Linked DNA regions of Homo sapiens: regions 1 and 2 are each linked to region 3. The links are chromatin contacts, found by Hi-C or POLR2A ChIA-PET in ENCODE. All regions are on one chromosome and are shown on one strand. Each heading gives the region's core, a stretch centred on a gene start or an enhancer-like site at or near the end of the contact. The rest is flanking DNA. Distances are from core to core; before and after follow the strand shown. Region 1 overlaps BICDL1 (BICD family like cargo adaptor 1). Region 2 holds the start of DYNLL1 (dynein light chain LC8-type 1). Region 3 holds the start of SETD1B (SET domain containing 1B, histone lysine methyltransferase).

Region 1 (2,879 bases), core at 281-2,780, 1.7 Mb before region 3:
TTGGGAGGCCAAAATGGGAGGATTGCTTGAGCCTAGGGGTTCAAGACCAGCCTGGGGAACATAATGAGACCCTGTCTCTACTAAAAATACAAATAAAAAATTAGCTGAGTGTGGTGGTACATTCTTGGAGTCGCAGAGGTGGGAGGATCACTTGAGCCCAGAAGGTTGAGGCTGCAGTGAGCTGTGATCATGCCACTGCACTCCAGCCTGGATGACAGAGCAAGATCCTGCCTCAAAAAAAAAAAAAAAAAAAAAAGGCAGAATGAAGATAGAAGTACACATGGGTTGGTTACCTTCTCTCAGACAAGAAGCTGAACATTAAGATCATATTCTGTCATCAGCATGGAAGGTGGGATGGAAGGTGGGGGATACAAACAGAGAAAGTGTCAGGGTGCAGGAGAGAAGAAGCAAGTTGTCCAGTCTTTCTCCCTTTAAAAAAAAAAAAAAAAAAAAGTAAAACCTAGCTCTGCCACCTGGGTGAGCAAATCTACATGAAACCTTGTAATGCATGCTCTTGCCTGCTTTCAAAGGAGGCCCAGTTACTATCCAGGAGTCTGATTAGACTTGCAAATTCTCCCCTCTGGAAGGATGCCCCCAGTAGGGAGAACTCTGGAGCAAGGGTCCTGTCCTTCCTGGACTCCTATAGAACAGGGCTGGCTGGGCAGTTAGGTTACTCTGGGAGGATAGTTCTTTTCCCATACCTTAGAAATGAATTTTTGTTATACAAGAATTGAGACGACAAGCCTAAGGAATCATTTAAAGAGGAAACCACACCCCCCATTTGTATAGTAACTTAGTTTTACCAGATACTTCTTCCATATACGTTATCTCTGATTCTCCATCCTGGCCGCACATTACAATCATCTGGGGAGCGCTCAGACACCAGGAACCTCACCAGAACAATACAGTTGAAATCACGGGGTGGGGTCAGTTGGGTGGGGCCCACTTCTTTCCCCCTTGATTTTAATGTGTAGTCAGGGGTGAGAATCCCTAAGAAATATAACTTCCTTCTCGTCACTGGGCTGCAGAAACCTTAAGGTGCACCTTCTCCTATACAATAAATGAGTTTCAGGAAAATTAAGTAGCAATTTTTTTATCTCCTTGCAGGTGAAGGGCCTTCACTAAAACCAAAAATAAATCTTGGGCTAGCAATCTGCCTTACAAAAACAAGTCAGTTACTAGTGGTTTCATTTGTAAAAAGGAATTATTCGAGCCCTTGGAATATTCCTATTTTTAAAATGTGATTAATGTGTTGATCCTGGTCTGGGGTTTCCCATGAATGACGAGCACTTATTCCTTGGTGAGCAAATGTCCCAACGGTGCAGCGCGTGGCCAGGATTGGAGGTCGTCCAGGCAGCCCCTGCCTCAGGGCGTTTTTTGGCAAGGAAGGGAACCCCACCATGCCCGGCGCTGCGCCGCGGCTGTAGCCCTGGGCCCATCTGTCCCTCGCCGGCAACGTTAGTCAGCACATTCCTGGGGCTCCCGCTGCTCTCGGCGCCACCTGCCGGGGGACGCCGGAAGCTCAGGAGGCTGTGGCTGTCGTGGGGCACCACGGGTTCTGACGCTACTGGAGGGGTGTCCATGGCAACCGATGCCGCGTGAGGATTTCCGCTGTTTGCTGCCAGCCAATAGCAGTGGGTGTGACGGAGGCAGCCTTCGGCATCTGAGCCCTCAGCATCCATTAGACGGGCTCGGGTCCCGTCGCTGCCGCAGTGGGCGGGGCTGACGCGGTGGCTGAGCTGTCTGGAGCGGTTTCTCTAGGGAAGGCAGGCGGGCCGGCGGGCGGGGCGCACTTGCGGTGTCGGCACAGGTGACTAATTGCTCGGTAGACCTGAAGCCAAAGAAGAAGTGCTGGTCGCAGCAGTGGCCTGAGCACTTTGCAAGTGGGATCCACCTGTTCCTTTTTCTGGCCGCACTTCGGTTAGTGCGGTCGGTGTTGTGAAGCTCGAGCTAGGCGGCCTCTGCAGGCGGATCCTCTAGCTGCCCTTGAGCCCTGCACATTAGTCGCTGGCCCTGTACAAGGAGCATGCTTTTGTTAGCTTTGCTGTTTTGAGTGCTTAAGGGAGCGATTAATGAAGGCAAGGGCTAAATAATACACGTTTCTGCAGTTGGGCAACCAGGGCTGCCTCTGCAGAGGTCCTTCCACCTTTATTCCCGTTCCCCTGCCCTCGAAAAAAATTAATTTTCTTTTGCATTGAACAGCCGTGATTTAGGAATGTTGGGAAAGGTGAACAAAGTAATACGTGAAACACAAATGTGAAAATAAAAAAATGCAAAATAATGTCGGAGGAGTTACCCATCAGTAATCATCACCCAGAGATAACCAACTAGACATTTTTGTGCATATCCTTGAACACACAGGCAGTTTTTTGTTTTGTTTTGAGACAGAGTTTCGCTCTTGTTGCCCAGGCTGGAGTGCAGTGGCGTGATCTTGGCTCACTGTAACCTCCGCCTCCTGGATTCAAGTGATCTCCTACCTCAGCCTCCTGAGTAGCTGGGATTACAGGCAGCATGCGCCACCACGCCCGGCAAATTTTTGTATTTTTAGTAGAGGCGGGGTTTCTCCTTGTTGGTCAGGCTGGTCTCGAACTCCCAACCTCAGGTGATCCGCCCACCTTGGCCTCCCAAAGTGCTGGGGATTAGAGGCGTGAGCCACAGCACCCTGCGGACACAGGCAGTTTTTGTTTTACAAAACTAGTATTATACTAGACCTTGTTTTCTGGTGCTTTTTCCACTCAGCAATATGTTATGAACTGTCAATAAATATTCTACCTCATGGTTTTTTGTGGGGTTTTGTTTTTATTTTTTTGAGACGGAGTCTTGCTCTATTGCCCAGGCTGGAGTGCAGTGGCACAATCTGGGCTCACTGCAAGCTCCAC
Region 2 (2,883 bases), core at 262-2,761, 1.3 Mb before region 3:
TGTGTGCCTCTGCTCAAATTGTTTTATTTTTATTTTTTGAGATGGGGTTTGGCCATATTGCCCAGGCTGGTCTCCAACTACTGAGCTCAAGCGATCCCCTTGACTCGGCTTCTCAAAGTGCTGGGATTACAGGTGTGAGCCATCATGCCCAGCCACAAATTGTTTTAAGGAGTAATGAGAGTAGATGGTCAGAGGAAAATGTAGAAATGTAAATAGGAAGCTTCCAGATACATGATTAACCTGATAACTTATTTATGGAGGTTCGAAAAATACATTATAGGCATTTCAGAGCTGGTTGTTCAAAACCTTGCTGTGGCCTTTGGGATAGTTGTATAAACTGACAATTATTGATAAGATTCATTGATCATTTACTATGTGCCTCACATTGTGCTGAGAGAACTTCAAATGTTTAATACTGCTAACAAGCGTATGAACTGGTTTCCTTTTACATTTAGTCCTCCTTTACTTAAAGAAGACATTCAAATAGCTAGTAAATGACAGTGCTGGGATTTAAATCCAGATCTGACTTGTCCCTCAACTCCCCCAAGATCTTGCTTTTTTAACCACTTCGTGTCTCCTCCCTAAGCCAGAGGGGACGTCATCTCTCTAACGGCCGCTTTTTCGTCCATTAGAATACCTCCTCCTCAGAGATAAATCCCAACCAAGAATCTCTCCCACACAGGAAAGACTGCCTCACCTGAGCAAGAAGCTTCACCCTGGACAAAAACCCCGGGGCTCAACACTCCCAAATCCACCCGGATCCCCATCCCCAACCCCTTAAAGGATGTCCGCATTGCTTGGCAGAGACCCCACTCTTGGGGATAATCCCTTAATTCGTAAGGAAACACCCTCCCTCCTTGAAGCCCTCCCTCAATCCTGAGGATGCCCTCCCCTAAATATTTCAGAGCAGAACCGACTACAAATGGGGCCCAGTGCAAAATGAAAACGTAAGGGTCCCTCCTGTGAGACTGCACTGCTGGTTTACCCACGAAGCCGGCCCTGCTTCAGAGATACCCTTTCAGTAAAGGGAGAGGCCACCTCTGTCGTAATCCTGCTAACCTGGGGTGCGAGATCATGCGACCTGTCGTGGTGGGGGGGCGGGGGGGTGGGGGCAGGAATGGCCACCAACTTCTAGAGACTGTTGTTCGAGAACACACCCTGGGACAACCTCCGTGAATTTGGAATCACTTCCCTTGGCCCCGGCAGAAGCTCCCTTCCTACCTCTCCAGACAGCTGGGTGGTCCTCGTAACCCGGCCGGGGCTCCACCTTCTGGGTGTGTGGGCCTCGTAGCGTGCGGCCCATTGCCCGGGCAACCGACGCCGTGAGCGGTGCATTGTGGTCTGCAACAAAATGCAGGAGAAAGATCCTGAGGGAACCATGGAGTCAATGGACCAATGGAAGAATGCCGTGGGCTGCGTCAAGCCAATAGGGTCGCGCGGCGAGGGGCGGGGCCGGCGGGAGCAGGGCGGGGCCTGAGCACTAGGCGGCGGCGGCTGGCGTGGGGCTGCTTAGATGCGCCACGGTTTCGGTAGCGACGGTATCTCTAGCCGGGCCTGAGCTGTGCTAGCACCTCCCCCAGGAGACCGTTGCAGTCGGCCAGCCCCCTTCTCCACGGTGAGAAACTCGGGGGGCCAGGGGGTGTCCTCGCTGCCTTATTTCGCCCCACTCCGGACTTAGCCCTCCGCGTAGCCCGCGCTTCCTGAGAAGTGGGGTGGGGGGCGTCGTCCCGTGGTGGCGCCGGCCGGGGTGGGGGCAGTTAGTGCCTGGGGGGCGCGGCCCAACTCAACCCCTTACCCCAGGCCTTGCCCACTAGGTAACCATGTGCGACCGAAAGGCCGTGATCAAAAATGCGGACATGTCGGAAGAGATGCAACAGGACTCGGTGGAGTGCGCTACTCAGGCGCTGGAGAAATACAACATAGAGAAGGACATTGCGGCTCATATCAAGAAGGTGAGGATGGGCGCGGGGGCCGATACGCAGCCGGGAGCAGGGGGTTCCTTCCCCCCGATCCTGCTTTCCTAAGGGCGCCTGACAGGTCCCGGGAATACTGCTGGCGGCTTGGGGCGTAGAAGCTTCCAGAAAGGACGCAGATGCATTTTGCGCTCCTGTGGAGAAGACCAGACCCCCGGCGTCCGAAGTTTTTTTTTTTTTTTTTTTAATTACCCAGCTCCGCGGGGGGAAAGCGCCACCTAGCAACGGTATCTAAGATCAGGGAGCAGCGGTTCCCCCTTCTGTGTGGTTCCTGCGCCGAGGATCCATCTGGGTGTTCCGGAGGGGGGAGCTGCGTGGGTGTTTCCAGCCGGGCCGGGAGGAGATCTTGCCAGCCTTCCAGTGGGGAGTTGAGGGAAGGTGGTGGGTGGTGGCGGGGCTGGGGGCTGGGGTAGGGGCTTGGTAAATGGCAGTCTAGAAAGCCGGCAGGACTGCCAACTTCTCGAGCAGTGTTTGCTGGAAGGGAAGAAAGCTGGCAGCCTAAGCCGTGGGAGGGTTCCAGTCGAGAATGGGAAGATGAAAGACTTCAGATGGAACAGAAATAAATGCCTTTTTTGACAAACGCAGCAGTGCGTGCCTCTAGCTTGCAAGAGCGTTACTCCCCTTCATAGCTTTAAAAGGTTTTCGCACTGCGTGCAGTTAGAGTAGCTAAATCTTGTGTGACGCTCCACAAACACTTGTAAGAATTTTGCAGAGAAAGATAACCGTTGCCACCCAATGCCCCCCACAGGCATTCTACTCCCCAGTACCTCTTAGGGTGGGAGAAATGGTGAAGAGTTGTTCCTACAACTTGCTAACCTAGTGGACAGGGTAGTAGATTAGCATCATCCGGATAGATGTGAAGAGGACGGCTGTTTGGATAATAATTAAGGATAAAATTTGGCCAGTTGAC
Region 3 (2,811 bases), core at 312-2,811:
AAAACATTACCTTGTTAAAAAGAGAGAAGGAGTTAATAAGATGGCCAGGTTTAAGTGTTTAATAGAGGAAACTAGATATATTTAAAAATTTATTGTTCAGTCAAGAGAATACAGATTAAGACAGCTCCAAGCTCCCCCCACCCACCCATAGAACAAAAAGAGGAAAAAAAATATGTCATTTACTTAGGTTTTTTTGGAATTCAAAACTGTTAACTGCTGACATGAATGGTGTGCTATGACCTAGTTATACAAGACAAAGATGGATTCCAAGTCATAAGGAAAAATCCAGATCTTTTTAAAAAGTCTTCTCCAGTCTTCCAACTGTGAGTCCTTGGGCCTGTTGACAAATGTTAAACACACTGAGACGTCCTGAACTGGATGGTAGAGTCAAAGGAAAAACATTCCCCATTTGCAACAAAGGAAAAACCCACTTGGCCATTTAATTCCATTGCAGAAAAATGGCTTCCCTCATCTGTTGGCCTCTCCTTCGTGTCTGATGAAGGATGTTTTGAGATCAGCGTCTAATAACTCAAGCCCTATAGAAGCCGCGCGCTGATTGGCTGCCGCGCCCTGCCGCCCTGCTCCAGCCAATTACCTACCCACGGCCAAATTACAAACCCCGAAAAGAGCCCCAATATGAGCTACACCAGCTCCGAGCCCCGGCGAGGCGGCTCCTGCGCCTCGGCCGCCAGAGAGGAGCGGCAGAGGGGGCTGCAAACGCGTCCTCGCGAAGCCCGGGAGCCTCGGAGTTGAACTCACAAAATGGAAGCCGCGCGCTGATTGGCCGCCGCCACTCCCGGACCTTTAATAAAGAAAGGGGAAGGAAAAGATAAATGCAAAAAAGGGGGACTCTCTCCTCCGCGGGTGGCTGGAGGAAGGGGGGGAAGCATGTGTTCAGGACAATTACAGGGCGCTCCCCTCCAAAAATAAAAACAGAAGAAGGCGTCTATCGCCCAGGTCCAGGCGAGGGCTGCATCCTCCCAGGAATGCGAATGCTAACGTGGTGAACCCTGGTCTCCCTTCCCCAGCTCAGCTCCGGGGAGGGGGTCGCGGGCCGCAGGAGGAAGCCGGAGCGCAGATACCTCGATTGCAACTCCTCTGAGTCGACGCCGGCCTCCCCCCGCGGCTCCCAGCGTCCACACACACCCTCGGCCCCCCAGACCCCAGCCATCTCCCCGGGCCCCGCGCGCCCGCCTCCGGCCCGGGCAGTTTGGAAACAGTTTTGCAGGCCCGGGACGCACGCCGCGGCGGTCGCGGCTCTGAGGGTAGTCCCGGCCGCGGGAGGTAGAGCCCGGGGAGACCCCCTCCCCCGCCAGCCAAGACCCCCACCCCAGTCCCAGAAAAATAAATAAATTAAAAGGCCTTCCCCCGGGGAGGGGGAGGCAGTGTGGGAGCGCGCGAGTGAGGGGTGGGGGGCCGCTGGGGCCCGGGGCTTTGGCGGCGCAGCTGCCGCCGCCGGGAGAGTGCCTGGGGAAGCGGCGAGGAAGGAGAGGGGAGGAGGAAGAGGAGGAGGAGGAGGAAGAGGAGGAGGGTGAGCGCTCGGGTCGGGCTCCTTAGCGGTGTATTGTGGGATGTGCGGCTACTGGGAGCCGAGCCTCCGCCGCCAGCCGCCTCCCGGGCAGCAGCAGCAGCAGCGGCGGCGGCAGCGGCAGCAGCTCCGGGCCCGGCAGCCGCGGCGGCGGCGCCCCCCCTTCCTGGCCCCCGGTCCGGCCGCCCCGGCCTCGGCTCCCTCGGGGGACACCATGTACTGGCTGGCGGCGCAGGGAGGCCGGCGCCCGGCGGGGATGTAAGCGCGGCTCGGGGAGGGAGAGGCCGCGGCCGGCAGCCGGGCGGCCCAAGCCCCCGGCCCCGGCCCTGGCCCGAGCGGGCGAGCGGGCGGGCGGGCGGCGGCGCCGCCAGGCCCTGCCGCCAGCCTCGCGCCAGAGCCGGGCCGAGCTAGCGGGTGAGCGCCACGCCGGGCGGCCGGGCGGGCACCATGGGCCGGAGTCCGCGTCCTCCGGGCGCCCCGGGCCCCGCCAGCCCGCCCAGGGGACCCCCGGGAGCCCCTCGCTGCCGCCCCGAGACGGTGGCCGAGCGGGCGGGCGCGTAATTCTCCCGGAAGGGTTATTCTCTCGCTCCATTCTTGTTTTGGGGGGAGCCAGCGAGACAGCTCCTTTCGGGGCGCGCTGGCAAGGTGGGAGGGGGTGGGGGCCTGCCGATTGGATTCTTTCGCGTGTGTGTAGAAGCGGCCGCCGCCGCCGCCGCGGCGGAGACGACAACAACTTGCTGGTTTTCAGGTTGGGTTAACGGCATGGAGAACAGTCACCCCCCCCACCACCACCACCAGCAGCCCCCGCCGCAGCCCGGCCCTTCGGGCGAGAGGAGGAACCACCATTGGAGAAGTTACAAGTTGATGATTGACCCGGCTCTGAAAAAGGGGCATCATAAACTGTACCGCTACGATGGGCAGCATTTCAGCCTGGCGGTGAGTAGCCGGCGCGCCCCCCCAGCCGTGCCCCGCGTCGTGTCCGGGGAGACGCGCCTAGCGGCCAGGGACCCCCCGCCCGATCCCCCGGCCAACTGTCAGACGGGGCCCCAGCCCTGGAGTTTGACAAGTGCCTCGAGAAAGGGGTCTGCCCATGGGGAGGGGGACCAGTTCTCTCATCCCGGCCCCCCAATTTCTCCCCACAGATGTCCAGCAACCGCCCGGTGGAAATTGTCGAAGATCCCCGGGTCGTCGGGATCTGGACCAAAAACAAGGAGCTGGAGCTGTCGGTGCCCAAATTCAAGGTAGGACCCCTCCCCACTGCCCCGCCGTCCCTCCCCCACCTC

What was found. A loop is a pair of places that touch in the nucleus more often than their neighbours do. ChIA-PET counts read pairs that join two places held with the same protein, here RNA polymerase II (POLR2A). Pooled maps may share reads with other maps.
Region 1: a pooled map shows a loop between it and region 3 (6-fold over the local background). The contact joins the enhancer-like site here to the promoter of SETD1B in region 3. A Hi-C loop is called at or near these places in 1 of 50 pooled maps. POLR2A ChIA-PET finds 5 or more read pairs at or near these places in 3 of 52 experiments (WTC11, activated T-cell and naive thymus-derived CD4-positive, alpha-beta T cell).
Region 2: a loop to region 3 is called in a pooled map, with 5 times the contacts of the local background. The contact joins the promoter of DYNLL1 here to the promoter of SETD1B in region 3. A Hi-C loop is called at or near these places in 1 of 50 pooled maps. POLR2A ChIA-PET finds 5 or more read pairs at or near these places in 2 of 52 experiments (MCF 10A and activated T-cell).

What each region holds. Positions count from the first base shown.
Region 1 is chr12:120,085,566-120,088,444 of GRCh38, forward strand. All of the region lies in intron 8 of BICDL1 (BICD family like cargo adaptor 1), which reads left to right. Among named protein-coding and RNA genes, the nearest start is that of RAB35, 30 kb to the right of the region's middle. RefSeq lists an enhancer at 1,760-1,839. Within about 2 kb of position 1,531, at least 21 of the 41 ENCODE cell types and tissues checked have a DNase peak (open chromatin) inside an H3K27ac peak, as active enhancers do.
Region 2 is chr12:120,494,602-120,497,484 of GRCh38, forward strand. DYNLL1 (dynein light chain LC8-type 1) reads left to right here and starts at 1,512. Exons shown (of 3, transcript NM_003746.3): 1 at 1,512-1,615; 2 at 1,815-1,952. The coding sequence starts at 1,821. It overlaps NRAV (negative regulator of antiviral response), which reads right to left and starts at 1,345. Exons shown (of 2, transcript NR_038854.1): 1 at 1,222-1,345. RefSeq lists silencers at 1,056-1,105, 1,396-1,915 and an enhancer at 1,170-1,836.
Region 3 is chr12:121,802,448-121,805,258 of GRCh38, forward strand. It overlaps SETD1B (SET domain containing 1B, histone lysine methyltransferase), which reads left to right and starts at 1,562. Exons shown (of 17, transcript NM_001353345.2): 1 at 1,562-1,786; 2 at 2,277-2,464; 3 at 2,671-2,769. The coding sequence starts at 2,291. LINC01089 (long intergenic non-protein coding RNA 1089) reads right to left here and starts at 499. Exons shown (of 4, transcript NR_152740.1): 1 at 184-499. RefSeq lists silencers at 1,107-1,356, 1,627-1,756, 1,797-1,856.